Linked DNA regions of Mus musculus: all the other regions are linked to region 1. The links are chromatin loops, found by intact Hi-C in ENCODE. Cell type or tissue: heart. All regions are shown on one strand. Links, peaks and the distances in the headings refer to the core of each region. The heading gives the core; the rest is flanking DNA. Region 1 holds the start of Baiap2l1 (BAI1-associated protein 2-like 1). Region 2 overlaps Baiap2l1 (BAI1-associated protein 2-like 1). Region 3 has its middle 8.4 kb from the start of Tecpr1. Region 4 overlaps Baiap2l1 (BAI1-associated protein 2-like 1).

What was found. Hi-C counts contacts between places; a loop is a spot of excess contacts. Peaks named below come from ENCODE experiments on the same cell type or tissue, not always from the same donor. Only the 100,000 strongest peaks of a DNase experiment are listed, where the experiment ranks them.
Region 2: a loop joins it to region 1, with 2.2 times the contacts of the local background. A loop is called at or near these places in 6 of 42 quality-filtered maps.
Region 3: it touches region 1 in a loop (2.1-fold over the local background); 2 of 42 quality-filtered maps call a loop at or near these places.
Region 4: it touches region 1 in a loop (2.2-fold over the local background); 4 of 42 quality-filtered maps call a loop at or near these places.

The regions. Positions count from the first base shown.
Region 1 is chr5:144,355,215-144,361,541 of GRCm38, forward strand. Baiap2l1 (BAI1-associated protein 2-like 1) reads right to left here and starts at 2,898. Exons shown (of 14, transcript NM_025833.3): 1 at 2,577-2,898. The coding sequence starts at 2,627. It overlaps Dmrt1i (Dmrt1 interacting ncRNA), which reads left to right and starts at 2,709. Exons shown (of 2, transcript NR_102374.1): 1 at 2,709-2,830; 2 at 5,239-5,791. In heart, for the core only: CTCF peaks have their summits at 2,695 and 3,342; a DNase peak (open chromatin) is centred at 3,117; H3K4me3 peaks cover 2,171 bases; H3K27ac peaks cover 1,782 bases.
Region 2 is chr5:144,264,194-144,270,520 of GRCm38, forward strand. It overlaps Baiap2l1 (BAI1-associated protein 2-like 1), which reads right to left. Exons shown (of 14, transcript NM_025833.3): 13 at 2,415-2,452; 14 at 332-1,839. The coding sequence ends at 1,764. It overlaps Bri3 (brain protein I3), which reads left to right. Exons shown (of 3, transcript NM_018772.4): 3 at 1-380. Among named protein-coding and RNA genes, the nearest start is that of Gm38675, 8.9 kb to the left of the region's middle. In heart, for the core only: a CTCF peak has its summit at 3,543; DNase peaks (open chromatin) are centred at 3,488 and 3,758; H3K4me3 peaks cover 232 bases; H3K27ac peaks cover 836 bases.
Region 3 is chr5:144,228,874-144,235,200 of GRCm38, forward strand. No RefSeq gene overlaps it. Among named protein-coding and RNA genes, the nearest start is that of Tecpr1, 8.4 kb to the left of the region's middle. In heart, for the core only: CTCF peaks have their summits at 2,715 (motif pointing right) and 3,490 (motif pointing left); no DNase peak of the experiment used is centred there.
Region 4 is chr5:144,286,959-144,291,958 of GRCm38, forward strand. The region is part of intron 3 of Baiap2l1 (BAI1-associated protein 2-like 1); the gene reads right to left. Among named protein-coding and RNA genes, the nearest start is that of Gm15708, 12 kb to the left of the region's middle. In heart, for the core only: a CTCF peak has its summit at 2,785 (motif pointing left); DNase peaks (open chromatin) are centred at 663, 1,653 and 3,003; H3K27ac peaks cover 3,301 bases.

The DNA.
Region 1 (6,327 bases), core at 1-5,000:
TCCAATCACCCCCATAAATGTAAATTTAAGTGTGCATCTCCTTAGAGTCAAACTATGGGCTAGCAGCCTCCACTTTGTTTTATAGATATAGAAATCTCCTGTCTAGTGCTGTGATTTTTTTTAAATCCCATTATCTCCACATTAAAAACAAAACAAAACAAAACAAACCTGACCCCAAAATATTAACAAGGAAATCCTGGTTAAAATCAATTGACATTTAGCGAGCTTTTGAAATGTTTCAACACTTGGGGATGGAAACCAATAACACACTGGTTTCTGATCTTCAATCTATTACAACCTTTCAAAACTGAAAATGAGCCAGTATGGCGGTGCACACTTCCAACCCCAGCATTGGGGAGGCTGAGACCAGCCTGGGATACATAGCGAGTTCATAGGAAAGCTAGCCTAGACTACATATACAAGAGTGTCTTTAAAAAAAGAATAAGGAAAAAAACAAACAAACAAATAAACAACAACAACAACAACTAAATAGCTAGGAGTTGTAGTGCTTTAACCTCAGCCCTTGGGAGGGGGCAGAGGAAGGTGAACTTCTGAATCTGAGGTCAACCGGGTCTACATATCAAATTCCAGGCCAATCAGGGCTACATAGTGAGACCCTGTCAGAAAACAAAACATCCCCAAAAGGACTAACTATGCCTTACGTCTACCAATGCGGATAACCAAAACAACAAAATCAACAGTCAACAACAACCAAACCAACAAAATCAACAGTCTTCCTCTTACTCCAGCTCTGTGGGTAGAAAGACAGGCCAAGGTGGTTCATTTTTGTGGTACTGTAATCTGCCTGCCCACACCAACCAAAGGTTTCTCAGTCAGAAGTGAGAAAAAGAACAGTTTGCTCAGGGCATCTGATTGCTTGTCTAAAGTTGACATTTTCTTTCCAGACCAGCAAGATAAACAATCAATTGTGTTTGAGAAACTTAACTGTGCCTGTGTTTTCCACTGCAGCAGATGCTCGGATTCCACGCACAGACTACAATAAATAACCCACATTCCTCAGTTATGGTTTTTCCTTGACTGAGTATTCATCTGAGTATCTTGTCTCCCCCACGCTAGGGCATTTTACTTCCATACTCTGTCGACACCCCACACCCCAGTTCTACCGGCTTCACATCATTTAAGTCTGAACAATGCCAATCCAAATACAAGGCTTTAAACATTCAAATTTCTGGCATTTCTAAAAATTATCATTTAATTAAGGAAGCACACTAATAGGAACAGGTTTTGGTCACAGTTGTGAACCTTCAAAATCATAATAATACAGTCTACTTTGTCTATCTAGAATAAATGTTATAGTGCACACATGGAGGGGTGGATATGATTTGGAGCCACAATGAATTCTGAAAATATTTTCATGCTGCTTTAAAATGATTTTCCAGCAACTCAATAAATTCTGATTTCAGGAACTAAGACCTTGCAAATCTAGAAACTCAATTTTAGGGGTGAAAAAAAAAAAACTAGAGAAATGACCAAAGAGTGGGTGAAAAAAGAATCTAGAGAAATGACCAAAGAGTGGGTTTTAATCATGACTACAAGTAAATTTAGAGAACTTTAAATCTCAGGGGTTCAGTGGACCTAAGTGGAATTAAAACAAAAGTTGTTTTGTATTCTATTAATAGCAGATGATTAAACGGATATCTCATTTCAAATGGAATTCATTTATAAGTACTTAAACTTACTAAACTGGCCACTAATCCCATGTCTGTTTCTGGAAAAATTCTCTCACATAACATGCCAGTTAAGCGACCAATCACCACACGTTCTGTCAGCTTAAGTCAATTCTTATTAAAATCTCAGTGCTCTCTGACTCCAATAACCTCCCCAAATCATGAACGTAGAAACAGTCCAACTGCGGGCGAACATGCTCATAATAATTGTATATAGATGTATAAAACTGTCAAAACGCTAAACAAAAAGTAATCAAAAGCCAAATCGAACTTAAAAGCTACTGTATGAAAGAGTCCAAGAGGGCGAAGGCGTTTCAAGTCTTCCCAGGAGCAGATTCCCTGGCAGCCTAGAAAATTCCCTGAGCCGAGGGAGCCAGGCTCACCTGGCGATGGATTCCTAATTACGGAGGAGTTTCTCCCCTACATTCTTTCTTTTCTCCGAGGAAACTCGAGCTTGTCTCTTTTCTCTCTCTCTTTTGGATCTGGGGAGGGGTTAGCCCCAGCGGTCAGACCAGCGCAGTCACTGACCACAAAGAGAAGTTGGGGGAGGATAAGAACCTCTCGGGGACCCCGCGGATTGTCGTCCACGTCTCCAATCCCCTTCCCCCAACACGGGAAATGTGGGGTCCCTGGGAGTCTCCAAGGGTCCAAGGGGGAAGGGGAGGCCCTTATCATGTAAAGTCCCCACTTTATCTCAAAAGCGAAAAAGAATCTCGACCGACCCCGCTGGCGACAATGGTCAGCTGCTTGTCCGGGCTCACGTTCCTGGCCTCGAACCCTGGAGTTCCCAAGTCTCCGGGCCTCCCAGCCTCCGCCCTCAGCCTGGAACCACAGAGTCCCGGATCCCCCCGGTCTCCCGTCTCGAGCTCCGCAAAGTCCCACACTTACCCGGTACGTGTTCTCCGTGAGCCGGTTCACCTCCTCCGGCCCCCGAGACATGGCTGCAGCCTCCGGGAGGGCGAGCGCGGGAGGACGCGGCGGGGCCTCGTGGCCGCCGGGCGGCGGGAGCGCCTAGGACTTGAGACTGAGTGGTCCTTGAGAGTCGGCCGCCGCCACAGCTGTCAGCGGGAGAGAGTCAGTGCGCGTCTCTGCTGCCAAAATGTCAAAACTTTGCGGCGCTTCGGTCTGTAAGGAGCTGCGAGGTAGACGTAGCCTGCCAAGGCTGGGACGAGCAAAGGGACGGGCAGCCCCACCTGAGGCGGGCGGAGTGGGCGGGGCCGTACGGCCAGAGGGCGGGGCAGCCCCACCTGAGGTGGGCGGGGCCTAGGCTGAGTACTCTAGAGTGGGCGGGGCGGCCTCGCGCGGAGACAGCCTGGTGGGAGGGTCGATCTTTTGGGGCAACCGGGGGAACCTGGAAGAGACTTGTTGCGCTAGGTGGGCGTGGCCTAGGGGCTTGCTAAGCGGAGCAGAAGCCCGGCCAGCGCGCCGGACTGATTGGCCCCAGCTGAGACGTGGAGCGGGGGTGGGGTCTGAGAGGCCAACAAGAGGGAGAAGCCAAGGGGAGGGGACGCGCCCTTACTCCCCCCACCTGAAATGGACTGATGGGCGTGGCCTAGATGGCGGATGGGCGTGGCCGAAACAAGAAGGGACGGAGTGAACGAAGTCGCCCTAGCTGTGTCCGCCAGAGTGGCACCGCAGAGTTGAGCCGGTGGGCGCGGTCTAGCAGACCGATGGGCGGTGCTGAAGCGAGGATGGCGTGGTTTAGACAGCCCCAGCTGAGGCAGGCAAGGGAATGGGAGAGTCTTCCTCGTGTGGGCGTGGCTGAGCAGCCTGGTGGGCGAGGCTGGAGCAGTACAAGGCGAGGTGGCTGGACCCAGTGGACCAGGCCATCTCGCCTAAGGCTTGGCAGTGGAGGTAATACCTCTGTTCGCCCTCTCCCGGCCCTCCCAGAGTTCCAGCCAAGCCCCTACACTGTGGTGTCTTTTAGAACAGGACCTGGACCTTTGGGCTTCTAGGTCTTTGGTCTAGTGTCCGCCACAAGGTGCTGGCTCTGAAAGCTCGAGGCTCACATCCTCCGCAGGTGAATCCTCTAAGCTCTCTGCCTTTGAGTAACTTCCACATACCTCCTACGAATCGGTTTCCCTGATTGAAGGTCCACGGGGCATGGTTTCTCATGGATGGAGCCACCCACAATTTTGAAAGTTCCGGGGTGCCAAAAAAAGTAACTAACGCCAAGATCTGATTACTGGAATAACAGAACATTAAGAATAAGTTTAAAATCCCATGCTTTACAACTATGTAAATCACAAGACTGTCTAAAAATTTCCTCTGTGTGTGTGTGTGTGTGTGTGTGTGTTACAAGAAGTCAACCTTGGGCGTCATTCCTCAGCCGATATCTACTATATATATCTTGGAGACAGAGTCTCTTACTGAAGTAGCTAAAAAGGATAGACTGATGGCTATCAAGTCTCCACAAGCCCCATGAATCCACCTGTCTCCCAAATTCCCAGCACTGGGAGTACAAGAGCATATCTACTGTATGTAGCTTTTCACATGGGTTCCGCAGATGGAACCCAGGTCCCAATGTTCGCACCACAGGCACTTTACAAACTGACCCATTTCCTCAGCCCCCAGGTCGGCTGAGGCGTCTAGGATGTCTGTGCTTTCTTTCATCTTGTAGAGGCCATGTAGGTGTGTGGCTCCTGGCACATTATTTAAAACTTTTATTTTATGTGTAAGCTACTTGGACTGCATGTATGTCATCTGTGACTGATACATATATATGTACATGCCTGGTGCATATGTCAGAGGTCAGAAGAGGGCTTCAGATTCCCTGAAACTTGGGTTGCAGAAGGTTGTGACCATCATGTGGGTACTGGGAAACAAACCTAGGTCCTCTGGAAGAACAGCCAGTGTTCTTAACTACTGAGCTGTCTCCCTAGTCCTTCCTGGTGCTTCCTGTTGTCTACCCAGTCACACCCAACCCAGCTCTGAACATGTCCTAGAGTACACACCTAGGACTGAGGTGACCCAGACTCCAGGGCCACAGCAACCTTCTCCTAGCAGAAAACACACTCAGCGCTTGAGACTTGAACTCAGCCGGAGTGGGCAAGGCTTTATTTTTAAAAGCTGTCCAGGTACGATTGCTTTGTTTATGAGCTTGGAGGATACGAAGCTTCTAAACTGCTCCAGGATAAAGTTCACTGGGAAATACACACAAAGAAAGCACTGTGTGCCCCAGATGGAAACACTGAAAGTATGGGATGACTCTGGACTTAGAACAGACACAAGCACTTGGACTCTGGGGCAGTCTTATCACGTTTTGCAGGCTATAAAACATATCTGGCTTGGGAAGCAAATGGTGGTTGGTGTGGGTTGCATGGTGGAGGGAATAACACCTCAGCCCTATGTTGGAGGCAGTGGGAGACGCTCCCCATGTCTTTAAAGGATCTTTAGGAGCTGGCTCAGAAAATGTGCCAACTGGGGTTCACTTGTCATATGCGGGGTGGTAAGCAGGACTCTATAATTACTACCATTACATATTAGGGTTCACCAAGGGTGTCTTCTGGCTTTTATTTGAACTTGAAAACTCCTTGTCTTTCCTTGGCAGATCCCCTTTTTGTCTCAGAACCTCTTTCTGTGTCTTCCTTCTGACGAATGAGGTCATTTCACCCTCCACTGCCAGGCAGTCATCCGAGGAGCTGGAAAGAGAGCGGAAGCTTAACCTTTAACAGCCCGCAGCTTGGCAGCACCAGTTCCGAGCCAGAGAGGACAGTTTAACAAGCTGTCATAAAGCCAGTGAGGATCTCAGATGGCCCAGTTAGATCGCCATGGTTGGAATTTGATCAGAGATTGAAGTTCTCAAGTGTATGCAAATCTTTGCATTGATTATCTGGGCATATCAAACTCAACTTTGTGGAAATAACTTCCTACTTACGATCTTCCTGCTTCCTGAAAATCTTTTTAGAATGGCCAGTTTTGTATTTATAGAACCCAAGGCCTTGCTTATGCTAGGCAAGTGTTCTACTGCTAAGCTGTGCCCTACGCCCTCATAGGGGGATTCTGGCTGGGTAGGTACTCAACCACAAAGCTATGACTTGAGCAAGAATGGTCAGTTTTAAATCTGTCCAGACATCAAGCCTAAGGCTTCCAGTCCCAGCTCTGGGCTAGGCACATAAATAAATTCCTAGGAGGTCTTTGTTGAACGAAAGAACAAGTGGATAATGGATTATTTTTCCTAGTGCCAGATATTCTGAGTATATGTGAATGTGGCAGTGGTAGGGTTGATTGAGGAGGTAGAAAGAATTGGGCTGGACTCATCTTTTAATGCAAATGCAGAGGGCAGAATTTAAGACTTGAGTTGAGTGCTGTAATAGAGATACAGTCGATCATGCCCATAGACAAAAAGGTGGGCTCAATCTCAAAAAAAAAAATCCATTTGGACTCATTAAAGGTGCTCCTTATTGCATGCACACTGGAGATCCCACGAGCTCTTGGATGCTCTTGGACCTTAGGTGCTCATCAAGAATGGAAGAAAGTGGATCGATAGAAAGTTTTGACTCAGTAGAAGGTAAGGTGGGCTGGCCGCCATTGCATTGCGTCTCAGCAGTTAAGTGCTGAGAAATCCACCTTCCCCAACTCCTAGCCATCTAGCCTCTTAGGATCTTAGCAAAACAGGTCCCCAGGGTCAGGGAACCAC
Region 2 (6,327 bases), core at 1,328-6,327, 90 kb before region 1:
TGTTGTGTACAATAGTTTTATTTGATTAAGCTTCTGGACTGTTTTGTAAAGTGTGGCGGGCTAGACTGGCATAGGGGTGACGCAGAGGTGGAAGGCAGCGACCTGCCCCCAAGGCTAAGGGTAACGTGCTGCTTCTATTTTTTGCAGTCTTCACTTTGAGAATGGTGAGAAATACTGTTTTAAATAAATGAGATTCATACCATTGTGTAGCTTGTTCTGCTCGACCATGGGTTTTTACGCACCGCCCCCTGGAAGTCTCGCCATGGGAAATGTCACATGCAGAGGCCGCCCATGGCCATCTTCTGGTCCTCAGGTACCACTTACAGCTCAAATGTGTTTCAAATCTCTTTTATTATTAACATTAAACAAATGTTAACCTTTGTGTCTGCAGTCAAGGTAAGTTCGCGTAAGGGAGGGAGACCCAGGGCTAGGAGGGCACAGCAGACTGGTTCCTGTACTCGTGTGCGGAGCCAGGACATGAGTCCTCAGCCCACTTCCCACCTTATCCTGCACATAGGTTGGTCACAGGGAGAACATGGACTGTATTTCCCCTATCAGGCCAGGACACCTGCCTAACACGGTGGTAATGGATGGCATGACCCAGGCTCTGTACTTTAGGGAGGTCACTGGCATGGGCAGGCCTGTACTAAGTTACCCTTGATGGGGCCATCAGGCTTGCTCTCCCATGGGAGCTTGCCACTGCTTGGCCCAGCTGGAAAGGACGGCGTTTCCTGTACATAGACCCGGACCAATTTGGGGATAATTTCTCGGTGAGATCTGAGAATCTGATAAGCAGCAAGTTTCTATCAACAGTGACTGTCCTGAGGATGGGTTTTAATTATTTGCTATTCTAGACAAGGTCTACATCTTGGGCAGGTAGGGGCAGCCTGACCTCTGGCTCAAGGCTCTATGCAGTGGCCTGAGCAGATGTTGGTCTGCGCATGGGACAGTGTTGGGCTGGAATGGCAGGCCCACCCTCCTGCCCACCAGGCTTCAGAATCGCTATTTACAGGCCAGTGGCTGGTTAAAAAATGAGTGACAGGAGGTGACCCCAGAACCATGACGGGGCTTTGGTTACCTGGTTTGGTTTGTACAGAGCCCTCAGACGTATTGAGACCCCTGCTGGCAACCTTTGTAACACTGAATTCAGTAACTCCTGGAGATAAATTTACAAGTGCCAATGAAGCAGGCTGACTGTCTCAGCTCTGCAGCAATGCCTGTCAATGAGGTTGGAGTTCTACTTGTTTAATCAAAAGGTAAAAATTGGGTCATTTAAAAAATATTTAATATATTTTCATAATTTACACTGCTTACTGGATTTGCATGCTCTGATGCAAACTTACATAATATAATGAACATCATAATGCTACTTAAGAACACAGGCTTTATAAAATAAAACTCTGGTCTTATTTGCATTCAGCTACAGAAAGCCAGACATAAAAGCATACACCGACTATCCCTTATTCTGGCTATTTCCTTAAAAATAAAAATTTAAAAATTTGAGCCAAATTTACTGCTTTTTGAATAGAAAAGAAAATATTTCAAATGATTGATTTATTCACTAAGCTACTCATTTACCTTAAAGACAGAAATGTGTAAACCCACCTCTGTCAATCTGAGAAAGTACATTGATTTGCTCAAGTGGGGCTTCATTGACATCAGGCACTCTGCAATCTTTGACAGTGCCTGCTGTCCAGCAATGTATACCTATCGCCCTGTGGGTGAGAACTCGAGTAGAGGGACTGGCACTGTCCCCTGCATCTTCATCGGATGATCGGTGCTGATCGGTCATTTGTCACTGTTGGCCGGAGTTTCACGGTGGCAAAGGGGTTTTCTCCACTATAGGGGAGGAAAGTATAAAAATTGACATATTCAACCCCCCCCCCCCCAAAAAAAAAAAGAAAAAGAAAAAAGACCTCCATGGCAGGACTTTGATGTTGTGTACATTATGGGGTGTTGAGATTGGAATTGAGTGTTTCTGTGGGTTGACCACCAAGTGCCCAAAATAATCTGTCTGTCTTCCCCTCTGGTGCTGGGGTGTGCTGGGGTTACAGATGCATGCTCTGGGTGTTGGGGGTTTGGACTCAGGTCCTTTTTATGCTTGTGTAGCAAAAATTATTCAATATTGCATACACACCCAGGACTGCCCGTTCTGAACACAGAAGTGTGCGGCAGCTTACTATGCCTCGCTAGGGAACAAGTCACACAGGCTGCTTTAGTCTCCTGTGGGACAGGCTACCCTGCCATGGGTTCTGCTCTGTCCCTCTCCACCCCATTCCTGGACTGTAAAACTAGTGGTGACAAGAAGGGTGGCCTCAGTTTCCTCTGTCTGAGAAAGGCCTATGGGGCACCACTGGCCACTTCCTAGCAGACAGGACAACGTTCCACTGACCTTGTGCACAGGGTATACATACCTGAGGAATGGCGGCTTTGCGGTCCCGTTGGCATCGCTCTGGAAAGGACAAAGATTATGGAAGGCTTGAAATCGGTACACTCTTTTTATAAGATCCACAGGTAAAGACAGGCAGAGGTAAGTTTAGCCACCCGTGGGGCTGGAGATAGGGATCCGTGAATGATGCTGTTGGTGTAGATAATCGAGGTCAGTTCCCAGCACCTACACAGAGGCTCACAAGCACCTATAACTCCAGCTCCAGGGGATCTGGATCCTGGAATCTGCACTCAGGCTCAAGCACACACACGTAAAAATACATCTTCAAAGCTATTCATGTTTAAAAGTATCCTGTGATCTCACATTGAGATGACTACCTCATATCTAAAGTATTTCAAAAGAATAAGCAAAGGAGAGAAAACAGTTTAGAACTTAGAGCATTTCAGAAACTGGGGGACTAGATGCCTTCAAGTGTGGCGACTGTTCACACACAGGTCAGTATGGAACATCCTGGATGCTCAGAAACTCAGGTCTTACTGAATTTAAACACAACACCAGAGCATAGCGTGGAAGGAAACACTTACAGATAGGGCCTCAGACCCACGTTGTGGTGCTATGGTGACTGGGCTCCACACCCCTTTTTATTTCCTTGGACTTTTTTTTCCCGGTTTTAGAGCTTTATTGTAGAAAGGCAGGAAGAAAGAAGGTAGAAGGAGAGGCCAGCCATGGCCACGTGGAGAAAGGGGGAAAGGGGAAGGGAAAGAGAGAAGGAGGACTAGAGAGTAAGAAAGGTGAAAGCTAAAGAGGACACACCCCTTTTTAAAGTGGCATCCTCAATAATGACATGAAGGTTACTTAGTTTGGGAGACTGATGCTAACTGCAGACGCCAGCCATCTGGGGACCTGGGGAGTGGCTTGATACAGCACTTACCCTTGCATGTAGGAGTTCTGGGTTCAGTGCTGGGGAAGGAAAGACCAACAAGGGGTGGGGGCTTCTGAAATGAGGGTCTGTCCACGTTCTGCAGGTGTGTGGCAGGTCACGGGTGTGTCAGGACCACCTTTCTGGAATTCTAAAAGTTCTACCATCTTAAAGTCTTTCCGTGCTGTTCCTCTGAGATCACTCTGAGCACATGGAGCTAACTCAGCAGCACCCAGCAGAGGACAGAAGAATGTCATCTAATGCTCTGGAGCCAAGCCAAGCTGTCTCCAAGTCCTAGAAAGCTTCCTAGTTTCTCAGTAGTCTTGGGCACTTGTAGATTCAAAGGAAGTGCCTCACATGCTAGTGTGTGTTCTGAGGCTGAAGCCTGGGCCAGGACTGCCACAGGCCAGCATCTCCCGAATACTGGAATTCACCTGATAGATACACTCTCAGCCAGAGGCAGGCTGGAGGCACCTGGGCCGTGACCTCAGCCTCTGGGTTGCCTGGAGTCGGCACAGTCATCTAGCACAGGACTTAGTGTATACTCATCACAAGCACAAAGCCACTGCCTGGCTTGGCACATTTTAATCAGGCTTCAAGTGGTGTGAAGTGATTTCTTCCTGCAGGGCACTCTGTTTCTTTAGCGGGCCTCTGGACAAGTCACCTCTGATGTAACTTCATTTGATAGGGATCGTTAAGAGCCAATTTATGATTTCTTTTTAAAGGACATCAGGAGGTCTGGCCTGTCGATTGCCTGCTCAAATTGCTGGCATGATTGGACTGCCTGGAGCAGTATGCCAGGCAACAGTCTGAGTCTGGAAGGAGCCCCTTGGTGCCCAGAAGTCAGACCAGCAATGCAGCCTCGCAGCCCCAGGCTGCCTCAGTTAACATAAGCAGACTCTTCCCATAGAAAAACACTCCCTTCTGTTTTCCTCTGGGCAAACACTGACCTATCCTGTGTGGCCTTAGAAGGACAGCACCAGATCCTCAACTGGAGACTAGCCTGCTCTCTACCCGACAGCACCTGCTGTAACCTCCTAAAACCACACGCTCAGTGCGTTTTAAGGTGCCTCACCACACTCTGAACTCTTACAGCCCCAGGTAGAAACGACCAAAAGTCCGGCAGGAAACCAGCACTTGACTTTTATGCATTCTGTCCCTGTGAGATCTCAGTGCCAGGCCATGGGGATCCTGGCCGTAGAGAAGAGACAGTAACTATGGGGCACACAGGAAGTCCCGGTTTTCTCAGAATGATGTTTCTTAATCTGTTTCTGATTCTACAGTCACTTCAAGAAAATTCACTTTAAGGCCAGGTCTGGTATCCGGTGCTCGCATGCCCAGCCCTTGGCAGGCTAAGAAGAGAAGAGAAGAGAAGAGTCTGAGGCCATTCTGGGCCACATAGACCCTGACTCAATTCCCAAAGATCTCGGGATGTAGTTCAGCTGGTAGGCCCTGGGTTTCATTCCCAGCACATCATAAACTGGCCATGGTGGCATCAAGCTATAATCTCAGCACTGGGGAAGTGGAGGCAGGACGATCAGAAGTTCAAAGGCATTCCTGGCTACACAGCAAATTTTATGCTAGTGTGGGTGATATGATTTTTTTTTTAAAGATTTATTTATTATATCTAAGTACACTGTAGCGGTCTTCAGATGAGGGCGTCAGATCTCATTACAGGTGGTTGTGAGCCACCATGTGGGTGCTGGTAATTGAACTCAGGACCTTCGGAAGAGCAGTTGGTGCTCTTAACCACTGAGCCATCTCTCCAGCCCGCGATATGATCTTGTTTATAAAAAATGAAGAAAAGGTGTGTAGTCTTTATGTGTTATTCCTGTGCTTGGTGCATGCACTTGTATGCTATCCTTTAATAAAGTGTCTACTTGAAAACCAACTAAAGGCAGGTCCCTGACTTAGGTGATGTGGTGTGGTGGTCCTCAATAGTGTGAAGTGATACAGAATAGAAAAGTATACTGTGAATTTTGGATGTGGTCTTTCCCTGGGCTGGTGATAGATGATACAGTCCTTTCCCATGGGATGCGCTGTGTAGTACTGAGACAGCTTCTGGCACTCTGCAGTATGCTGTCTTACTAAGCTATGATGGGCCACAGGTTAGGTGACGATGTGTTTTCAACTTCCCACAGATGTTTCAGAGCATAATGCCACCACAAAGGTCCACAAACATCTGCACTGGGAGTTTTGAGGCAGCTTTTCCTCTGCTGCTTGAGTTTTTCAGTAGTCTGAAAGTGTAACTTTCCTTTGGAGTGACTCCCCTGCCTCACCCCTCCAGCACCACTCTAATTTCTAGACTAACTTTTAGTGCCGTCCATCAGAGTGACTTCAAAATACACCATTATTCTTTGCCCAGCTCAGCTGTCATACCTCCCACTTCCTAGTCAGGAATGACTGCTGCCCCCAAATCTGCCCTCCCCACTTCCCTTTCCTTGCAGTTGGGGATACCATGGCAGACAGGCAGGGCCTGTTACCCAAGCTGTGTCATCTGGCAGCCAGTAAGGTACTGGTCCCTAAGCACACAAAACAAAATGGGATGATTCTGGCCAAGCCAAGGTGCTCAGATGGGGCCAGGCAGGCCATTAGGAGAGTGGGCTATCTTGTCCCTAAAACACCAGGGCAGCGGTGGCCTTTAGACTGGAAAGGGAGATGACAACCGGAGGTTGTCCGTGTCCATAAGGTAACAGGCAGAGTCGAGGTTTCTTGTGATCCTGCTCACTCCAAGAATGCAGACCCTCTGACGACCTGGTGTCCACGGTCGCATACACTGGTTACTTGCCTTCTGTCCCACTGTCCCCTTCCTAAGGTCTTTGTGGAGATGCACAGCGCCAAGAGCTTGATCCCTTACAAGATGGTCTTGGGTTACCCTAACACAGCTTATTCCTTAGGACTCAGGAAGATACTTTCATAGGATTAAAGGGCTGGACGACCCCGGGTGGGCTGGGTCCCGCTGAGAAAGCCTAGGGAACCTGGAACACCTAGTAAAGATGGCCATTTCAGTATGATGACA
Region 3 (6,327 bases), core at 788-5,787, 130 kb before region 1:
TCTAGGTTCCTAACAGCACTCTGAAAAAAAGCCTGTGTGTGCATATATGAGTGCAGTGTATGCATGTGTGGTGCAGTGTATGCATGTGTGGCAGGTATGTTTGTGTCTTCGAGTGCGTGCGTGTGTGTGTGTGTGTGTGTGTGTGTGTGTGTGTGTGTGTGTGTGTTTGCCATTAGGTATCTTCCTCAGATACTCTCTATACTGGCTGGTTGTGTGTGTCAACTTGACACAAGCTGGAGTGATCACAGAGAAAGGAGCCTCCCTTGAGGAAATGCCTCCATGAGATCCAGCTGCAAGACATTTTCTCAGTGAGTGATCAAGCGGGGAGGTCTCCTAGTGGGTGGGAGCATCCCTGGGCTGGTAGTCTTGGTTCTATAAGAGAGCAGGCTGAGCAAGCCAGGGGAAGCAAGCCAGTAAGTAACATCCCTCCATGGCCTCTGCATCAGCTCCTGCTTCCTGACCTGTTTGAGTTCCAGTCCTGACTCCTTTGGTGATGAAAAGCAATCTGGAAAGTGTAAGCTGAATAAACCCTTTCCTTGCCAACTTGCTTCTTGGTCCTGATGTTTGTGCGGGAATAGAAACCCTGACTCTTTCCTTCTTTCTTTCTTTCTTTTTGTTTTTTGTTTTTGTTTTTCGAGACAGGGTTTCTCTGTGTAGCCCTGGCTGTCCTGGAACTCACTCTGTAGACCAGGCTGGCCTCGAACTCAGAAATCCACCTGCCTCTGCCTCCCAAGTGCTGGGATTAAAAGTGTGAGCCACCAGGCCTGGCTGGCTCGCTCGCTCTTTCTCCTTTCTTTCTTTCTTTCTTTCTTTCTTTCTTTCTTTCTTTCTTTCTTTCTTTCTTTCTTTCTTTCTTTCTTTCTTTCTTCCCTCCCTCCCTCCCTCCCTCCCTCCCTCCCTCCTTCCTTCCTTCCTTCCTTCCTTCCTTCCTTCCTTCCTTTCTCTCATTCTCTCATTCTGAATCGGAATGTCACTGATTTAATGATACTATGTAGCTGGCTCAGGAATCCCCTAGTCTCTGGCTCCCAGTTCTTGGATCACAGTCCTGCATTTAGCTTTTTATGCAAGTGCCAGGGATCAAACTCAGGTCTTCAGGTTTGCACAGTAAGCACTTCACTGACTGAGCCATCTGTCTCCCCAGTCCCCTCTCTACAAGATTTTGAAGTATGGTTTCATGTAGCCCAAGGCATGGCCCAAACTTCAGTCCATGCTTGGGGATGGCTGTTAGCTTCTGATCCTTCTACCTCCACCTCCTGGGTGCAGGGCTGGGGACAGAGCCCTGGGCTTTTGCTTCCTCAGTGATACTCTGTCAATTACCAACAGAGCTAAATCTTTATCCCCAGGTAGGACTTAAATAAACTGTTGTTTTAAAAACAAAAATCCCAGAGGCTCAATTTTACCAGTAAAGACTTGGGAGCCAGATGTTGGTGTGAAAGCCACTAAGCTCAAAGAGGCAAAGAAAGCACCCAGCTGACCTCCCCATTCAGCCCATGTCCCAGAAGGAAGAAGGTCCGCCTCCGCCTCCTCCTCCATGTCTTAAATACCTTCGAATCAATGCCCCGCCCATCTACTTCCTTCCGTTCACGCCCTCTCAGCTGGTTGGTTGCTCCACCTCTTGACCTATCTTTGATGTTGTTAACAGAAAGCTCTTGGGTTAAAGATGTGCCCTAGGGCTGAGCCACACCACAACAAGATTTTTTTCCAGTTCACACTCTCGGGGTTCACAGTGTGATCAAATATCCTGCGACAACTGTATGAGTCTTAGGTGTACACACATGAGTATGCATGTGTATGGAAGCCAGAGATCAAGGCCAGGTGGCGTCTTCTTCTTCTTAACTCTCCCGCATGTGTGTTCAAGACAGGGTCTCTATCAACACAGAGCTCATTCAATGGCTGGACTAGCTGGCCAGCAAGTCCTCTTCCCACGTCACTCACACTGGGATTACAGGTGCATGGTGCGGCACCTGGCTTTTTGCCACCAGTGCCGGGGATCCTTGTACATGCGTGCACGGAGAGCACTTAACTGAGCCATCTCCCCAAACCTCACTTTTGTAGTATTTTCTATTAACATGAGAAATGTCAAAGGTCAAACTTTGGATAATGTGTTCTGTGTGTGGTGTTGGAGACTGCACATTCTAGGCAGGGGCTCTACCACTGAGCCACACCCCAGCCCTTCACTGGGGAATTCTAGGCAGGGGCTCTACCACTGAGCCACACCCCAGCCCTTCACTGGGGAATTCTAGGCAGGAGCTCTACCACTGAGCTACGCCCCCAGCCCTTCACTGGGGAATTCTAGGCAGGGGCTCTACCACTGAGCCACACCCCAGCCCCTCCCTGGGGGATTCTAGGCAGGGGCTCTACCACTGAGCCATGCCCCAGGCCCATGTGTTTGCTTAGTTGGTTAGATTGCTTGTTTTGTTTTTCTTAAGACAAAAATCTCAGATTGACAGAGGGATTACATTTGTGACAATTTTCCTACCGTGGCCTTCTGAGTACTAGAATTGCAGGAGCAAACAGGCCCAGCCCCTGTGTTGATTTTTTTTTTTTTTTTTTTTTTTTTTGTTAAGGTCCCTTGGCTTGTGGAGCTAGTAGGCTCATCCCCAGGGAGTTTTTCTAAAGAGGAAGGAAAGGAATGACTAAATAGAAACCTGAAGGCCAGGGGTGTTGACATTTGGATATAAAGTTCTCCCAAGAAGGCATATGTGTTGAGTGCATGTTCCCCAGAAGGTGGTGCTATTGAGAGATGGGCTCATATGGCATCAACTTCATATCTGGCCTCTTAGGAAGCAAACAAAACCCCTAAGCAATGCATGGTAGCACACATCTGTAATCTTAGCACGTGGGGAGGTTGAGGAAGAGGATCTTGAGTTAAGATCAACCCTAACCCTAACCCTAACCCTAACCCTAACCCTAACCCTAACCCTAACCCTGAGATCAATCTGGGCTTTTTTTTTTTCTTTTTTTTTAGTCTCTCTCTCTCTCTCTCTCTCTCTCTCTCTCTCCCTTTCTCCCTCTCTCTCATTTCTTGAGACAGGGTTTCTATGTGTAGCCCTGGCTGTCCTAGAACTCACTCTGTAGACCAGGCTGGCCTCTTGAACTCACAGAGATCCACCATCTAGTGCTGGGATTAAAGGCGTGTACCACCACTGCCAGGCTGTGACATAGTATCTTTTTTTTTTAAGATTTTATTTATTTATTTATTTATTTATTTAACGTATGTGCGTACACTGTCGCTGTCTTCAGACACACCAGAAGAGGGCGTCAGATCTCATTACAGATGGTTGTGAGCCACCATGTGGTTGCTGAATTGAACTCAGGATCTTTGGAAGAGCAGTCAGTGCTCTTAACCACTAAGCCATCTCTCCAGCCTCTACCATAGTGTCTTAAGAAGCAGAAGCCAGGGGCAGGTGAGATGGCTCAGTGGGTAAGAGCACCCGACTACTCTTCCAAAGGTCCAGAGTTCAAATCCCAGCAACCACATGGTGGCTCACAACCATCTGTAACAAGATCTGGCGCCCTCTTCTGGAGTGTCTGAAGACAGCTACAGTATACTTACATATAATAAATAAATAAATCTTAAAAAAAAAAAAAAAAGAAGCAGAAGCCACTAAGTAGACAGTAGGACCTGTTGAGGGTAATCAGGCTTCTGGGGACATGTTTTTGAAGGGTACACCTTGCCCTGGACGCTGCCTGTTTGCTGCTTCCTGACCCCCAGGATTTGAAGCAAGCTCATTCCTGCCACCATGATACCATGATACAGTGCCTTGCTTCGGGCCCGATGTGATACTGCCACAAACCTTGGACCAAAGCCACTTAACCAGTGAGCCAAAATAAAAATTTCCTCCTTTTAAGTTACTCTTCTCAGATGTTTGTCACAGAGACACAAAGTCCAAGTAACATAATGAACAACATGGAGTCAAGGCAGCCAAAGGTCAGATGTTAGGCAACACCTCAGAGTCCATCAGGAGCCATCCAGCAAGCATGACTGGGGGGCTTCTGCACCATCAGGTGCGACTTTGGCAGGATAAATGGTTACACAGTATATATGATCTTACGTTGGAGAACCCAAAGTTAAGGTCAAAGTCCCGGGTGGCTCTCCTCCGAGTCGAGTCGGCGCAATGGAATGGAAGCCCCTTTCTCTTGGGTCTTCCCTTTCTGTGACTTACTGTTTGGAGAGTGTCCCTGAGCACAGGTGCATGGCTTCCTCTGAAGAATGACCTTGTAGAGAGCTGCATAACTCAGCGCACACCCCTACCCTGGGCTTCCCACCCACATGATAACTAGGTGCTGTATTAATGTGACCAGTCAGCCCTTTCCACCAGAACCCTGAAAAGCCCTATACACCCTGCCCCCGGAACAGTAAAGTAGAACTTAGTGTCACTGGAAGTCATCCGAACCCTGCTTGCCACCTCTGCTCCCTCTGTCCTTGAAGGCCTGAGGGGCGGGGGGGGGGAGAAGGAAACCCGCAATCTTACCAAAAGTACAACAGAGAACAGAGAGCTCCCTACACCACTGCCTTATTTTTTCCAGGGATAGTCATTCATTAGCTGAGTGTGTAGTGGTTTTAACACGAAGTCTCCAGGGTCTTCAATAAGCCACTTACATTGAGACGGTGTGTGTGTGTGTGTGTGTGTGTGTGTGTGTCTTCGTGTTTGTGTGTATATGTGTGTGTGTCTGTATGTGTGTGGGTGGGTGCATGCACACTTGCGCATGTGTGTGCTTTGTATACTTACGTCTGCACATGTGTGTGTGTGTGTGGGGGATGTGCTAGAGAAGGTCAGAGGTCAACTTTAGATAGCTTACTCTGTTGCTCTCCACCTTACCTTTTGAGACCTTGAACTTGGAATTTGCCATTCTGCTAGCCTGGCAGACCCACAGGCCCCCAGAATCTTCTTGTTTCTGCTTTCCCAGAGCTGGGGTTACATGGACACATTGTCACAGTCATATTTTATGTGGGTATTGGGGATCCGAATTCAGGTCCTCCTGCTTGTGTGTCCCAGAGCCTGGATCAATGTTCTTTAAGCGAGACATAAACCCGTAGGCGCACAGGGAGAGCTAAGAATTCCTAGTGTTGCCTGGCAGTGGTGGCGCACACCTATAATCCCAGCACTTGGGAGGCAGAGGCAGGCAGATTTCTGAGTTCGAGGCTAGCCTGGTCTACAAAGTGAGTTCCAGGACAGCCAGGGCTACACAGAGAAACCCTGTCCAAAAAAAAAAAAAAAAAAAAAAAAAAAAAAATTCCTAGTGTCAGAGAGGATGAAAGGGCTTTTAAGAAGATGTTTCCAGTACACATAATCACAGGTTAGAAGATCGTGTGATGGTATTTCTCATCTCCTATAAGTGTGCTATAAAATGGACTGTTCTATAAGCTATGGGTTCAGTTTTGGGGCTCTTGTTAATTATAAGTAAGCACTGGGGACTTCTGCGGGTGAGCAGTGAGTGTTAACTGTCAATTTGACAGATAAAGACTCACCAGAACTCTTGGGTCTCTGAGCATGCCTGCGGGGGATTGTTTTGACTGAGTTGAGGTGGGAAGACCCGCCCACTGTGGGCGGTGTCATCCCCTGGCTGGGATCCTGGGCTGTATATGAGGAAGAAGGGGGCTGAGCAACATCCAGCGAGCATTCTTTCACCTCTGCTTCCTGATTGTGGATGGGGTGTGGCCGCTGCTTCAAGCTTGATTTCCCCACCAGGATGGACTGTACTCTGGAACTGTGAGCCAAAGTAAACCATGTCCCCCTTAAGTTACTTTTGTCCAATTTTGTTTTTTGTTTTTGTTTTTTAAATCACAGCAACAAGAAAGAAACTAAAACGATAGTCCTTGATCTGGTCTCATTAGTAGCCGCTGGTGGTTTAAACAATGGCAGCTTTAGCTGGGGTAGATCTGTGATTACACAGCACCATAGTAGAAAGCCAGGGGAAATTAAAGGTTTTCATTAGTTTAGTCGTCTGAATTAGCACATTCCATCAGCCCTGAGTGCCAAGAACAGGGTACAAAATGGGCATGTTGGAATGTAGGCCAGATTGTGCAAACAGACTGAGCAAGTTGCCTGGTATAATAGATCCCCTATCACCATGCAGTTGGGTAACTCCCTGTCTCGTTCTAAATCACTATTCTATTGCTGGGAAGAGGCACCACGGCTAAGGCAACTATTACAAGAGCCGACACGTAATTGGGGGCTTGCTTACCGTTTTAGAGGGTGAGTCTATTCCTGGTGGAATGCAGGCAGGCTCTGGAGCTGGGCCTGTGGGCTGCATCCCCGTAGGTAGAGAAAGACTGAGCTCTACATGGGCTTTTGAAACCTCAAAGCCCAGGGACATACTTCC
Region 4 (5,000 bases), core at 1-5,000, 68 kb before region 1:
GGGGAGACTGCAGCAGAGACAGTGTTCTGCCTCGGATCTCCTGGGATGATATGGAGTCTCTGGAACAGAGACTACTCAGGGCAAAGGAGCCACCCCCCACCCCCACCCCCGCAGCAGGCAACATGGTGACCACCTGGTTTGCAAGGCAGCTCTCGTACAGGTGGGGTCTGGGCTTAAGCTTTGCCACTTTCCTCTGAAAGAGGAGGAGAAGAATTTCTCTGCCACTGCACCTGCCTCAGAAACCACACAGGTCTTATGAATATAAGTAGGAAACTAGGAACTCATTTGGGATGGCTGCCACTGCCCTATGAAACCACAACAGAATGTACTGGTGGACTGCTTGATAGCCAGTAGCTAGACCTAAAGGAATTTTTATGGCAAGCTGGACAGCTGTGGATGAGAAAGGATGAGACAGGGAGCCCCTGGAAGAGTAAGAGAAAAGGGAAAATGAGCACAGAGCCCATGGCTTCAGCTGTCACCAGTGCACAAGTGCCTCAACCACACTTAAGAGCATTTTTGGACATCTGCTTCTCAGACTTGCCAGCCCAGCCCTGCTCCTCCCTCATCTTCCATCTCAGAAATGCAGTGTGCTCCCAGACTGTTCCCAGTGTTCTATGTGTAAGAGTGAGCTCACCGGCACCATGCCTCCTCCTAACCCCTCCTAACCCCAGCCAGCCCGTCATGGTGGGAAACCTCTCACCTATGTGTCATGCCCATGACAAAGTCATTTACTGTGCACTGGTGCCACTTGGGAAGAACACAAACCTTACTAACCCATATCTGTGCCTGTCCTACCCTGAGAAGATGACAGACACGCTGGACAAACTGAAGTCATAGACATGTGCTTTCCAAGTCCACTCAACAAAAGTGGAAGATGGCCCCCACACAGATCCAGCTGGCTAGGTCTCTTAGGAGTCTCCTCCACTCCATCCCTGTCCAGTGCATTCCTCATTCCTCTGGAGTAGGTTCTCTCTTGGGTCAACTTTACATGGTGCCAGAGGTCTTTCTAAAAGCAAAGAACAGGCAACCTCCCTGTTCTCTCCAGTGTCCCAGATAAAACAACCTGTGATCGATAAGGGGAAGGCCTCCATAGACAAGTGCTGTGTAACCCTGGGTATGATGGGCACAGAGAACTGCTTGTACATAACCTGGAGAAGTCACAGGCCACCAGGATCCAAGAACACACACTGTCCCATAAGCTAATGTGCCGGATAAAGGAGAGCTATGGCAGAAAGGAGTCAGGGTTTTTAACCAATCAGGTTCATTAGCTCCCCACCCCAATGATGCCAGCTAAAATTTCCAAAAGTCAATATAAAAAGACAAGCTAGACGCTCACAAGAGACGTCTGCAGCCTGGCCAAGAATATAACTACATTACTATGTCACTTCAGATATGGAAACATTCAGACTTACTTTAAATCTATTTTGAACCATAAAAAAAATCCCTTGTTGGAGATTAAAAAAAAAAACAAAAACAAAATACACTTCAATTATTTGAAAACTAAGCACTCAGTTCTTGGCAAGTCACATCTTCTTAGAAAAGAAAATGTACAACTGTTTTGGCTGAAACCATCAGGATTCTGTTGGGAAGCACAGTGGCCACGTTTCTTCCTAACGTGACCCTTCTTGAACTGGGTTTCCGCAGCCTCACTCCAGTGCAGACCTCAGAGCACGGCCCTGAGAGCCGAGCACAGCTCTACTCAGGACTCGGCCTTGCCAGCCCAGCTCACTTCCCACGGGTTCCCGCTGTCCATACTCCTGTGCGGTTTCTGCCACCTCAGACAGATCAATGAAATGGGCCATTCACAGAGGCAGGATGGGGAACCCTGACCTGGTTAGTCTTGGCCACCACGGTCTGTGGAATTCCAAAGTTGACCTCCCAAGTCCTTGGTTTTAGAAAACTGACCGAGACACACCTTGGTTGTGATTGTGTAACCTGCAGAAGAGTACCTTGAAACAGACACAAAATTGCTTTAGGTTAAGTCCATAGACGTCTACTCTCGGTTTGGGCAAGTGTTACTTCAGGAATGAAAGCATCCTGCTCTGTGCTGTTGTATGCCCCATGCTCTAACCAATGTTTTCATGAATTATACTTGAGAAGGAGAAAGGACAGAGAACCCTGAGGAGGAGCTGAGAAAGCCCAACCCAGACTCAGACAGAGCAGAGTGCATGCCCCAACAGGAAGCCATGCTGCAGGCTGCACCAACCCTCTCCTTTCTCCTTTCAGGTTGGGAGCCAACATCTCAGGAGGAAATTCACATCATTATAGCCATGTGACTCAATCTGAATAAATTGGATTCTTAATGGGGGCAATAATAGGGAATTTATTGTTAAAATTAAAAATTCTCGCAGTGCTGTAGATGGAACTTGCCATGTGGACAAGTTCTGTACTGAGCCACAGTGCTGGCTAAATCAAAGGGATTTAGGTAAAACATGGACACAACAAAACATTTCAAATTCCTGAGTTCAACTGAGACAGTGCTCACAGCAACTGTTGCAAACAGCAGTATTACTCTAGGTTTTAGGAATATAATTTAAACAATACTTTGTAATGGCTATGCATGTGGCTGGTAGGCAAAGTGACCTTAAAATGTTAAATAATAAGACTTAAAGAAAATAGCTGGTCAGGCTGGAGAGATGGCTCAGTGGTTAAGAGCACCGACTGCTCTTCCGAAGGTTCTGAGTTCAAATCCCAGCAACCACATGGTGGCTCACAACCATCTGTAATGAGATCTGACGCCCTCTTCTGGTATGTCTGAAGACAGCTACAGTGTACTTACATATAATAATAAATAAATCTTTGGGTCGGAGCGAGCGGTTAGGCAAGGGCTCATCAGCTGAGCTACATTCTCAGTTCACACTAGAGTTTCTCTACCTGGTCTTTGACACAGGCTCTTGTAATATAGGCCGTCTTCAAACTTACAATCCTCCTCTGTCTACCTCCTAAGTGCTGGGATTGCAAGCATGCACCACCACACCCAGCTGGTCTATTAATACACTTCAGTGAGATAAGGCTTTACCAATTCACTGTAAGAATGTGGAGGAGCCAGATGGAGCCTGCCAAGGATAGAGGCAGCAAAGAACACATGCTGAATTCAGGCAGACATTTAAAAGAGAGAGAGAGAGAGAGAGAGAGAGAGAGAGAGAGAGAGAGAGAGAGAGAAAGAAAGAAAACCAAGCCCAGTTCTTTCCATTTATATCTGGTCACAGATAATTACAACACATTTGTTATTTCCAGAGAGTGCAGGGTAATGGCTGAGTCACATGCTACTTCCTACATGCTACTACAAGTGGGATCAGATAATAAAATGACGCTGTAGAAGCCAACCTACTACTGGCCTGGAGTCATACTGTGTGGACTGAAGTGAAAATGACCAAAAATGTCACTGGGAAAATGTATAGTTTTTCTGAGTGGGTTTTTTTTTTGCTTGTTTTTAGTTTGTTTGTTTGCTTGCTTGCTCATTTAAGACAGGGTTTCTCTGTGTATCCCTGGCTGTCCCAGAATTCGATCTGTAGATCAGGCTCGTTCAGACTCAGATATCCACCTGCCTCTGCCTCACGAGTGCTGGGAATAAAGGTGTGTGTGTGCCGCCTGTGCTCGGCGGCTTTCCTGACAGTTTTACAGGTAGCAAATGTGATGAGGAGAAACTACAATGGGGTCTAAGAAGGGAAAGGCTGGCTGCCAAGCCTGGCGACTGAATTCAATCCCGGGATCCAGTTGGAGGAAGGGGAGAAGCAACTCCTACAGCTTTTCTTTGACTTTCACATGCAAAATAAATAAAGTGCAATAAAAAATTAATCAGAACAGTGAAGGCAGAAAGCAAAGCCCACAGATGTGCTGCTGAACTGACAGGTGTGTGCTGAAGAGGCACAGCACCTACCCTAACCACAAACACCTGAGCACACTCAGGATGATCCACTGCCTTTAAACCGGGCTCTTAGCCCCTGGAGGCAGGCGGTGGCTCTCCTCTGATCAGCGCTTCTTTAATCCCAGTACTTGGGAGGCAAAGGCAGGCATATCTCTGAGTTCAAGGCCAGCCTGGTCTAAAAAGTGAGTTCCAGGACAACCAAGGCTACACAGAGAAACTGTCTTGGAAAACAAAACAAAACCCCCCAAAACCCCAAACCAAACCAACCAAACAAAATCCCAACCAACAAGTCAAGTAAATTTGCAACAATAGAAGAAAAACTTCACAAATAGCAGCATATCTGTACAACAGAGCTTAGCTGGGTCTCACTCTTGACTTAACCAACTGAAGCTACAGCTCCAATTAATGTCTTGTAACATCATATAATTATTCTGCCAGTGTTCCCCAAAATAAACAAATAAATGACCCGGAGGGGTATGTCACAAGAGTCAGCTCGTCAGATATGGGGTATTCTAACCTGAGCATCAAAACAGTGAAGGACGGCAACAAACTATAGATCATGAAAGGATCTGCCAGACTTGGGAAATCACCATTTAGCCACCATCATAGGAAAGACTGTTAGAGCAAAAATCACTAACAGTTGTAAAGTTAGGATGAGGAATAAGTTAAGATTCTTGTTAACAGAAATGTTTTTAAAAACCAATGAACTGGAAAGCAGACAGTGACTTTATATGGAAGATGAGAGGAAAGTGACCAGTATGCTCGCAGTTGATACTCACCAGATACAAAATGGCTTGGATAGGATTCTAGCGAGGACAAAGATTTGGCACCTAAAATACCTTGAGGTCCTGGTCCAGACTCAACCTCTGCTTAGCATTTATAAAATAGGTTTACAGTAACATACTGTAACTGAATCTAACTGAATGAAATGTATTTACCTATTTACACTTAGTGTGTGTGTGTGTGTGTGTGTGTGTACATGCACGCACACATATGGAGGACAGAAGATGATGACTTAGTTGGAGTTTGTTCTCTTCTTCTACTATGTGGGATTTTGGAGATTGAACTTAGGCTTTTACCCACTGGGCTATCTCACTGACCCCCTCATTTACCTATTTAGTATTGGAGGAGG